Linked DNA regions of Homo sapiens: region 1 is linked to region 2. Evidence: chromatin contacts called from ENCODE Hi-C data. All regions are on one chromosome and are shown on one strand. Each heading gives the region's core, a stretch centred on a gene start or an enhancer-like site at or near the end of the contact. The rest is flanking DNA. Distances are from core to core; before and after follow the strand shown. Region 1 holds the start of DNASE1L3 (deoxyribonuclease 1L3). Region 2 overlaps ARHGEF3 (Rho guanine nucleotide exchange factor 3).

What was found. Hi-C counts contacts between places; a loop is a spot of excess contacts on that map. Pooled maps may share reads with other maps.
Region 1: a loop to region 2 is called in a map with no recorded cell type, with 4 times the contacts of the local background. The contact joins the promoter of DNASE1L3 here to the enhancer-like site in region 2. A Hi-C loop is called at or near these places in 2 of 37 single-sample maps with no recorded cell type and 3 of 50 pooled maps.

What each region holds. Positions count from the first base shown.
Region 1 is chr3:58,209,504-58,215,050 of GRCh38, forward strand. DNASE1L3 (deoxyribonuclease 1L3) reads right to left here and starts at 1,469. Exons shown (of 8, transcript NM_004944.4): 1 at 1,263-1,469. The coding sequence starts at 1,403. It overlaps LOC107986091 (a long non-coding RNA gene), which reads right to left and starts at 5,512. Exons shown (of 3, transcript XR_007095932.1): 1 at 5,421-5,512; 2 at 4,799-5,059; 3 at 3,506-4,693. RefSeq lists enhancers at 5,046-5,095, 5,286-5,345.
Region 2 is chr3:56,782,157-56,787,026 of GRCh38, forward strand. The region is part of intron 1 of ARHGEF3 (Rho guanine nucleotide exchange factor 3); the gene reads right to left. Among named protein-coding and RNA genes, the nearest start is that of ARHGEF3, 17 kb to the right of the region's middle. RefSeq lists an enhancer at 1,648-2,047. Within about 2 kb of position 1,860, at least 28 of the 41 ENCODE cell types and tissues checked have a DNase peak (open chromatin) inside an H3K27ac peak, as active enhancers do.

The DNA of each region.
Region 1 (5,547 bases), core at 219-2,718, 1.4 Mb after region 2:
ACACCATCTAGAAGGCCTTGGTTACCTCCCAAAGGGCAGGGCCACCTGGGTCTGAGAGGCTCGTCCAAGGAAGAACAGAGCCTGCCAGTCCTCACTCCAATCCTCCTTCCCAGTGACAGCAACAGCAGCGGCTCTGGCTCATGAATACCCACCTTGCTGCAGGCTCTGCTGGGTGCCTCAGGCACCCTGAGTTCTCTTCACCAGCCAGTGCTACAGGTGGTATTTGGATGTGGTCGCCATTTTACTAGGGGAGCTGGTGGTTCAGGGAGGGGCAGGGCCTCCCAAGCTCACAAGTCTGGTAGGTGGAATCTGGACCCAGGGCTCCTGGCCCCCCTACCACACCATGGTGTCTCAGGTTTCCTAAGGTAATAAGTACCTTTCCAGAGTCCTGGGAAAGGGTTAAGTTGCCAGCATCAAAAATTAATTAACCTGTAGGATAAAGGGAGTCAATTGACTCCAGAGAAAGCAAGCAGTGTCCCCGGACATTGGGTATATCACCCAAGGAAAGCGTAAGCGAAAGTGGAAGGAGTGGGGAAGTAGAGGAGAGGGAGAGAGGAAGGAAGGAGGAGAAGAAGAAAGAAAGACAAAGAGAGGGAGGGATGATGAGGATGGGAGAGAGAAGGAAGGAAGGAAAAAAGTAAGGAAGGGAAAGGAAGAAAGAAACAAAGAAAAAGAGAAAGGAAGAAGAAAGAAAAGACAGAAAGAAGAAAGAAAAAGGAAGAAAGAAAAAGGAAGAAAGAAAAAGAAAGAAAGAAAGAGAGAAAGAAAGAAAAGAAAGAAAGAAGAAAAGGAAAGAGAGAGAAAGGAGCTGGGCTTTGCTGGTGAAAAGGAGTAGCTGTATAAGGTTACTTCATCTTTCTTTGTTCATCACCTCTACATGGGGAGTAATAGTCCCTCTTCATAAAGATTATGAAGTGAAACCATGTGCTTATAGTGCCTGATACAGGCATTCAATAAATAGCAATAAAAATCATAATGGCTAACCCTTATCTGGAACGTATAATGAGCCAGATACTACATTAAGAGCTTTCCATTTGCCAACTCCTGTAGTCCCCCCAGCAACCCTGGAGGGAACCATTGTTATCACCCCTGTTTTAAGATGACGGCAGGAGGTACAGAGAGTTGAAGTGGTTATTGTTCCAAGCCAGCTTCTACATTCCCCCTAAGGGCCAACTTTAAGTTCCTTGAGTCTCTTAAAGTCTGCAGACAGGAGAGAGGGTGTGAGGGGTGTCTGGGATCCTCCTCCCAGGAAAGGGGCTCACCTTCACAATGACATCCATGGCATTCTTGTCTTCCTGCTTGCTTTCCCCAAAGGACCTGACGTTGAAGGAGCAGATCCTCATGGCCAGGGCGCTGTGGATGGAGAGGAGGAGAAGCAGCAGTGGGGCCAGCTCCCGTGACATCCTGGCGCTGCTCTGGCTTCAAGACTCTGTGAGAAGACAGCAGTGCTTGGAGTGCTGGATTCTGGCCACTTCCGCAGGCTCCACTGACTTATAAAGCCTGCAGATAACAGGAATTACTGGATTTCTCCTTGCAACTTTCAGTTCTCTGAGGAACTGAAGATCATGGGTTTTAATCCCCAAGGAAATACAGATACATTGGGCTAGCCTTTAAGGAGCCCTTATGTTCGTCACCCTGGTGCAGAAATTGGCATGCCTCATTTAGGCGCCATCCTCCACAAAGTCACTCATATCCCAACCGGGAGCCAGCTCTGACATCTAGTCATCGGTCTTGCGGTTGCATGCCATGTGCCTTTTCCTGACAGTGGATGAACTCGGAAGTGGTCCACCCTAGAGGGCACCTGGGGTGACGGAACCTTCTGCTGGGGGACAATGAGGCAGGAGGCATGGGAAATTCTGCTCGGTTTTCTCTAAATCACTGGGATTTGGCGGCCTGCTGTCCTCAGACACACCCAGACTGTGACTCTAATTGCCCTGGTGGTGTAAAGTAAGGTCAAGAGTAGTTTGAATTACTTAATTTTTTTAGGCAGCTTTACCGTACAAATACTAGGAGTGTGTTGCCAGAGAAAGCAATTGGGGATCTGATGGAATGGATGAGGAAAATGTCCCTGGACTCTGCGAGCAAATAGCCCGTGAAACCCATGGAGAGACCCGTGATTGAAGCTGATATTAATTTAATATTGGCGAGAGTTGTGTGACCCTGGGAGAGAAAGGTCTTGTAAGAACTGTAGGATATCAACTCAAGCAAAATGACTTTTAGAGATATGGGCAGGAAACTATGAAGATCTGTAAAGCAAAAAAAAATTAAAAAAAAAAGCAAAATCCAATCAAGGTATATTAATGGACTTTGGCAAAGACAATTCTGTGAAAAGGGTAGGGAATAAGAATAACTCCAAGCCAGCATCGGGATCTGTGGACCAACCCCTCTTGTGGTGATGGGTCTGTGGCCACAGCCACAGGGAAAATTATACATATATCCCCAACATACATCCAGGCAGCATACTGGCCAAGCATGCCAGGAATTCTATAAGATAACCCCAAATAGTACATGGAAGGAAATGGTTTCCTGAGTTCGTGCTGCAATGAATCTCCCTGTTGTCTGCAACCTAAGACCTCAGGCCTGGTTGAATCTCTGGTAAAGGTGGCTCTGGGCCGGGCGCAGTGGCTCACTCCTGTAGCCCCAGCACTTTGGGAGGCTGAGGTGGGTGGATCACTTGAGGTCAGGAGTTCAAGGCCAGCCTGGCCAACATGGTGAAACCCTGTCTCTACTAAAAATACAAAAATTAGCCAGGCGTGGTGGTGGGCGCCTATAATCCCAGCTACTTGGGAGGCTGAGGCAGGAGAATGGCTTGAACTTGGGAGGCAGAGGCTGCAGTGAGCCAAGATTGCACCACTGCACTCCAGCCTGGGCAACAGAGTGAGATTCCATCTCAATAAAATACAAAAACAAAAAAAAAGGAGCTCTAGGGAATGGTTAATTGTCTTTCTTGGTGAATGGGCATCTTCCAACCAGAAAAAAGATTTAGAATTAAAGTGTAGAAATGTTTAAGAGACTCAGAGCCATGGTATACTCTTTTTGTGTGTTTTAAGATGGAATATGCGGTATTTCATGGACTTAATGAGAGCTGCTGGGCCAACTATATAGAAAATCTTGTAACTCTCTTATAAAATGTGCACTTGGTAGGGTTTGATTCAGGTTCATGACTTTACGTTGAAACCTTTGTCTGAATACAGTTCTGGAACATTTATAAACACTTTAGGTTATCATCAATGTTTTGTTTGTTTACTTTATTAGAATTCAAATGATTTAGTATTTTTTAAAAGTAGCTTTTTTGTTAGTTCAGACAATTGAAGAACTTTTAAAAGAAAATAGGGCATATTAAATAAAGTATAAAATGTTTATAAATTGGCCACAAACCCCTTATAAGTAATTATTTAGGTTTGTTGGGTTTAGGATTGGCAGATTTAACAAATAAAAATATAGAACAGTAGGTAGATTTGAATTTGGGGTAGTTCGTATTCAATTGGGCAACTTTTATTTTATCTGGAAATTCTAGCTGGATTTATAAAAAGAATGAGAACTTTTGTAAGCTGAACTTAAAAGCATGGCATTTTCTTTTTTTTTTTCTTTTAACAAAGTTTTTATTTTTAATTTTTGCAGGTACATAGTAGGCATATATATTTATGGAGGCATGGCATTTTCTAAGATAGTAATCATTCCATCAAAGTCCTAGAAAAGTTCTTAGTTCCTAGCATTAAAAACGAGCTAATGTGTAGAATAAAGAAAGTCAAGTAATCTGCTTTTTTTTAATTTCCAGCTTTGACAATTTGACTATGAACTTGAAAAAATAAAGTAAACCTCTAAATAGTGGTTTCTGCATAGAAACTGCCCTTGAGGACTTAAAAAAGAGTCACATGAACAGATTAAGAGATGGACCCCATTCTCGAATTAGCACATCCATTGAATGAAATTGGACCTTTTAAAAAATGCCTGGATTCTGGAAGGAAAATTCTAACGGCCAAATTTAACTGAATCCAACTAGGTTCAGGTGCTGCATTAGGGCTTTCTGTGTTTCATCTCATCCCATACCTGCCAAGCCCTTCCTACGGCTACTTTATTTTAGAGATGAGCAAAGTGAGGCTTGTGCCCAAGGAAACAGAGCTAGCATGTGGCAAAGCTGAGATTCAATCTCAGAGTGCTGACTCCAGATTAATCTTCTCACCCACTGAACCAGGCATACCAAAACCTTAATATGGAACACTCCAGGGTGCAGGGAGGGATGCAGGGAGGAGATGAAAGGAGGACTTCCACTTTTTACTCTATATACTTGTATATTGTTTGATTTTTTTTTTTTTTTGCAAAAACATGTACTTCTTTAGTAATTACAGAAAAAGAAAAAAGTGCTAAAATCTTTTCATTCTTTTAAGCAGGTTAAACAATGCCCATGCAAACACGTTTTCTGTCTTTGTGTGCAACTTGGTCAAAGGAAGCTTTCCCCTACCTCCAAGAGTCATTGACCCCACCTCCAGAAGGTTCACTCCAACCCCTCCATGTAATACTGGAGGACCCAGGGAAGGCAGAAACCCTGTCTCATCCTTCAGTTGGCTTCTCTTGCTGGGAATTGGGAATTTTGAGGCACTTGCCTAACGCCTGCTGACAGCCCCGGGGTCTCCATCTTCGGGATGAAGTTTCCTGCTCCATATACTTGCAAACACCAGTCTCTAAGATGCACCTGGAAGAAAAGATAAATATGCATCATTCTTTCTTGGAGATTTAGAATGCACATTAGCATATTAAATGTTCTGAAAAGTCCTGTAATTATAAAAAGCCGCTTAACTGTGTTGAAACAGGGTGTCCAAAATTTATTGTCTGTGGAGTCCTTTTCTTCATAGAATTCCTTGGACTATCTTGAGCAACATCCACTCTTGGGAATACTGTCCTTGATTGTGCAGTGACAATCAGATCCCCTCAAAGTCTCAAGCTCTTGTCCTGGTCAGTAAGTCCCTGCTGAAGAGCTCCATGCATGTCACATGAGTGGGCTGAAACGAGGATCAGGAGTTCAGTCACATGGCCCCCATACAGCCATCCACTATGGGCCCTGATGGGACAAGAGTCAGTGGAGAGTGATATGTTGCGCAAAGGCTACCTTGGAATTTGAGAAAAGCAAGATATGGAGATTTCAGGAGGAGCAAAAGTGTCATAGGCTGAGTCACCCAAAAGCAGCAAGAAGAAACAAGAAGTCTGTGGGAAAGTCTCCACTCCTGGCAGAAGACAAGCCTCGTGACCCAAACAGGTGTTTCCAGTGACTGATGCTGGTCTTTGTCCAAAAATGAATGAGCATTAACAATAATTTTGTAACATATGCAAAATGCTCCATCGTCATGTTTCACAACCAGCTTAGAGTTTGCGGGGAGGAAGGTGCATTAGTTAAAGTTGTGTAACTATGACAAACCTCTCACCTTTGCAGGGTTGTTTCCAGATGATGACACACTCTGGGTTTCAGCCTCACACACTATCTTCCACACAGGGCTGTGCCTGGACCTCAAGAGTCACTTTCTGAAGGGCAGGCCTGCTCTGATTAAAATC
Region 2 (4,870 bases), core at 610-3,109:
TTGAAATATTTTTTCTGTTCTTTTTTTCCCCTGGCACAGAGCTAACTGACCTGGTGTCATCTGTTCCCAGAAGATGAAAGACAAATAATGAGGCCCAAATCCCAACGGAAACCTGACTTCATTGATTAGGCCAAATGTGTTTCAGAATTATTGGTTTTTAACCCCCAAGGTGAGAAAAGGTCTTCAAACTCAGAACTATAATTTTCCTCTTGTATGCTTATCAGTGATTTCAACAAAGGGACTGCAAGCTTTGTGGACTTTGACAAACCACCAGGAACTGTTCCGGGAGGCATCCCTGCTATCTTTGTCTTGGCTAATCTCAAACATGGAAGCCACATTCTTGTGTTTGTTTTCTCCGGCCGTGAGTTTGGTTGCCAGTTGCCTCACATTAGGCATCCAAGGGGGATTTGATTTCCTTTTTGATAAAATGGCTCAACTCTTTCCTCCATATTAAGATAAGGTGCTATGAGGAAAAGATCCCAATTTCCTTCTTAAAAAAAAAAAAAAAGCTGGGGTTTGTTTTGTTTTTGTTAATGAGGGAACAGGGACAGCCTGGATAACTAAAATCCACAAAACACCCTGAGTTAGTTCAGTCTCAAACCCAAGCTGCAGACAGGCTTTCGGGCTGCTGGATTGAGACTCCAACAATCTCTTGCCCCGTCTCATGGAAGTGCTAAAGAGCAGATGATGAGAGAAGTCGCAAGAGAGTCTGGGCAAACCCACAAATTAAACCATCAACTCTCAGGTACATAAAACTGAACATATTAATGTTAGAGGGATGACGTTTATTCTCTGTATATCAAGCTCTGTCTGCCTGAGCCAGTCAGCACCAAAAGCAGATTCAGCACCTATGGCTTCTTGGCCAAAGTCTCCCTGTGAGGTGGTTGCTTTCGGGGGAGCCTTGAATAAGGGAGAGGTATAAGGAGGACAGTTGGCAGTTGGCTGAGCTCACACAATGCTGGCAGGAGCCTCTGAAACCATGCTCAGAGGCCCTGCCCAAACCAGCTTCCTATAAAACACAAATTAAAAAAACAGGGGTAGAAAGAAATCACACTTTATGACAATTTCTGTAGTCCTCCTAGCTTCATTTCCTCCTGGCCTCCCCTGTTTCCTTCAAGTCCAAAACACATGGTAGCAAAATACTATAGCTCTCTAGTGTTTGTAATAAACTGCATGGCAAAATGAAGGAAAGGTGGGGGTAGGCGGCAAGCGAGATGGATTTCTTCCGGTACACCCGGGAGAAGCAATTAATTTTACTACAAATTTGGAGAGGGTGAATGTTCATGGCATACCATTTTGTTTCTGAGAGAAGACTCAAGCAAGTCATTACCTTCATTCTTCTTGGTACCACTGAGTTTTTGCCCCCACATTGGAAAAGTAACCTCTCCTACTTGCCTGCCATGGGGAAATTCATTTTTGCTGAGTGAAGGTTTATGGGCTGAAAAAAAGAGCCTTGGGAAATAATTCAGTAAAATACAGGACTCTGAGAGGTGAAGCAGGCAGCAGCCTAGGTTACAAACATAATCTCTAAGCAGAGCCAGTAAAATAAAACAAAACCACTGTTTCAGACGCTGTATTTCTGGCTAAGGTTTCACTCTGCAATAACTTTCAAAGTTACTCGTTTTAGTCAACATTATAAGGGTAAGTCAACATTTGTCCTGGCAGCAAGCCCAAATCTGTTATTTTATTAGTCTGCTACTGGTTAAATTGGCCCAAGATTAAACACATCTAATAAACAGCCCTAAAACATTGAAGTTTAGCAGAAAACCACATTCAATTCTCTTTACACAGGATGTTACTATTACTTAACCTTGGGCAGAGGGAGAACTGCACACCCACACCCCTGTTAAGTTCCTTTTAGCAAACACCAGCCCCCACTGCCTGAAACTCATCTTGGTCATGCCCAGACATGATGCTACAGACCTTCAGAGAAAGAGGAAGCCAAATATTTAGCTCTCTCTGCGGTCCCTGGCTCCACATCTGCCTTCTGAGGCAGAAAGGGCCAGATGCTCAGAGCTGGAGAACTTTAAAGAGTTCAACCTCCTTAAAAATTAGGAGAGTTGCCAGCAGCATCAAGTCTCTGTGGCCCTTATGGGAAGGCCAGCCATGGGCCCGGAGGATGTTTTCTCACATCAGGTTATGCATTTTTGGCAAGAATGCCACAGAAATAACGTGCCTATAATGCCACACCCATCCGCCGGTCTGGAAAATGGGGCTGGACATCCCTGGTTGGATGATGCCAACAAGGCACCCAGAGGTAGAAAAGGTCTCCTGGTCACACAACGAGGCACCCAGAGGTAGAAAAGATCTCCTGGTCACAGCCACGGGGTCCAGAGGACAGTCTCTGTGACTTTGGGGTTCCGGAGTCAGTCATTTCCTACTGACTTCTTGGAAACCTTTGGGTGGAATATATGTTCTGCATTTGTTTATCACTGTAAAAGGGATTCCCTCGCTTCCCCTTGGGTGGGGTTGGAGAAGGAGGAAAAGGATGCCACTGGAGTTCCATTCCTGCTTCTTTAAGGACATTTTCTGGGCTCTCTCAGAGCTTAGGAATAATCTGAATGCCTCTGCAGCAAGTGACAAAGTTCTTATCACTCTGGCCCAAAGAGTGCATTGATTCTTTGCAAAGGATCTAAGGATAAAATATGAGCCAACCTGTCTGGTCAGAGTGCAATACCCTACGACCTTGGGCCCAAAATATAACCTCTATAAGCTAGTTTCCTCTACTGTGAAGTGAAGATGACTCTCCTACCTTCTCACAGAGTTGTTGGGAGGATCACAGGAGACTAGGTGTATAATATGCTTGGCAGACACCCGCCTGTTAGTCCTCAGTAAATATCAGAGTATTGTCCTTATTTCTGTTGTCCTGGGAGAGGCATGGTCTCTCTGCCAGCCTGCGCCCCTGCCCTCTTCTATTCCCTGCAGCACTGGATTTTGCCTTGATCCTTCCAGGGACAAAGCTAGAGTTCCACGTCACCTGCCAGAATCATACCAATAACTGCTCTGGCCACTGAGGCTGCTACGAGACCATGTATTTTGATGCCATATTCCTGCCTTCCTTTTCTTCCTGTGGTTTTATCATCTGTTTAGTCAAGCTCTGGCTGGATACGGCAAAACTAGCGGTGGTCTGGCAGGATTCAAGGCTATATTGGAAGAAAGGAAAGCAGTAAAATCTCAAGATAAGGACCCAAGTCCTAATCTTGGGTCCTTATAGATGGGTCTTGAGGTTTGCATTATCCTCCCACCCGCCCACTGCCACCAACACTGCTGAATTATGGGCTAGAAGAGCTGGTCTCCAGTCTTGCCAGATCCCAATACTGTCTGGAATTAGGCAATGAGAGGAACTCTGGTCATTCAACCCATGTCGGATGTGCAAGGTGAAACTTCACAAAAATAATGTGTAACCAAGAAAGGACCACACAGAACCACAGAAAAGTCCTCTCTCTTTCTCATCCATCTGTCGTTCTTTGAAGCTCAGCATTATCTTGCTTCCCAGAAGAGGAAAAAGAAGTAGGGAGATGAAAAAGGGTGCTCAGATCTTAATCTCAGTGTCCCAAAGGAAGGACAGACTGTTCCAGCTGAATCTGGGATGATCAAACACATCTCAGGCAAGCAAAGCTGACAGTCAGGTCTGTCATCCGACTGAAAACTAGACAGGGACCAGGGATCCTAACTGGTTGCTGGGTAAAAACTACAGGGACGTCTGACCAAGGGCACTGGGTCTGCAGAAGAAAATGGATCCCCTTCTCTTGATGTCTAGTTGGTTTCCGTTTTTGACAAGAACAACGGTTTTGAGCAGACAGGCCTTGCAGAGATGTGACCTCCAGAAAGAAACACAAAATATGTTCAAGATGCTCCCTGGTTAACTCCCAGCTGTCCCTTCTAGCACAAATTATCCCTTCAAATGTTTGGTCCATGTGTGTCCTCAGGAGCACATGTCCACACTTAGAACCAGGGGACACAGCACCCGGGTGTTTTAGAGCACTCTGCTCCCAGCCGAAAACAGAATACATTGAAATCTGATTATTCAGAATGGAAAAAGCTACTAGTCAAACAACCACATGGGATTGATTAAATTGGAAATAAATTTTTAAAAATCTTAAACTTTCCTGTTTTTGGCTTTCAGCTGACATCTTACCACTCACTGAGCAAGGGTATGCAGATAAATAAGATACAAAGCATGCTGTTCAGGAAACTGTGAGGTAAGTAATCTATAATGGATTCATCTGGCATTTCTGTTGCCCCCACACCCCCCAAATGAGCAGATGAATAGCTTCAAAATGTTATTCTTTGGGAGGGGTGTATGTGCATGTGTGCACAACACAAAACTGATTTCATTTGTTGAGACACTTTCCATCCTGTAGTGCATTTTTAATGACAAGAATTTAAAAATACCCAGTAACAACGGATTTTTCCAAAGGTTCATAACAAACACTGGCTCTCAGTGCTGTACATCTGCAACCTTGAAACATAGTGATTACGTGTTATTTTGAACTCTCAGCAATTAATATGCAACCAGATGTATCATTATCTACAGTTTATTAAAATGCAGAAGCCTGTGAATATAAAAAAATGATGCAGCACACAACAAAGAAGGCAAGGAGCTCAGAGACTCAGCTCTGCTCCCAGCATCACTCTCAGCTAGTTTCAATTCCAAAGAGATAATGGGGAAAATGGGTAGACAGTGGCAACTGACTTAAAATGAAAGAATAAATACAAACCTGTGATTTGGTTGTTGGGTTTTGTTAAAAAAAAAAAAAAAGTTGGCTAGCCATTGTAGAGTCAGTGGTAAGGGATGTCAATAAAAGTTTCCAGAAAAGACAAGGACATTCTGGTGGTAAAATAAAAATGGTATTTATTCCTGAGGCAA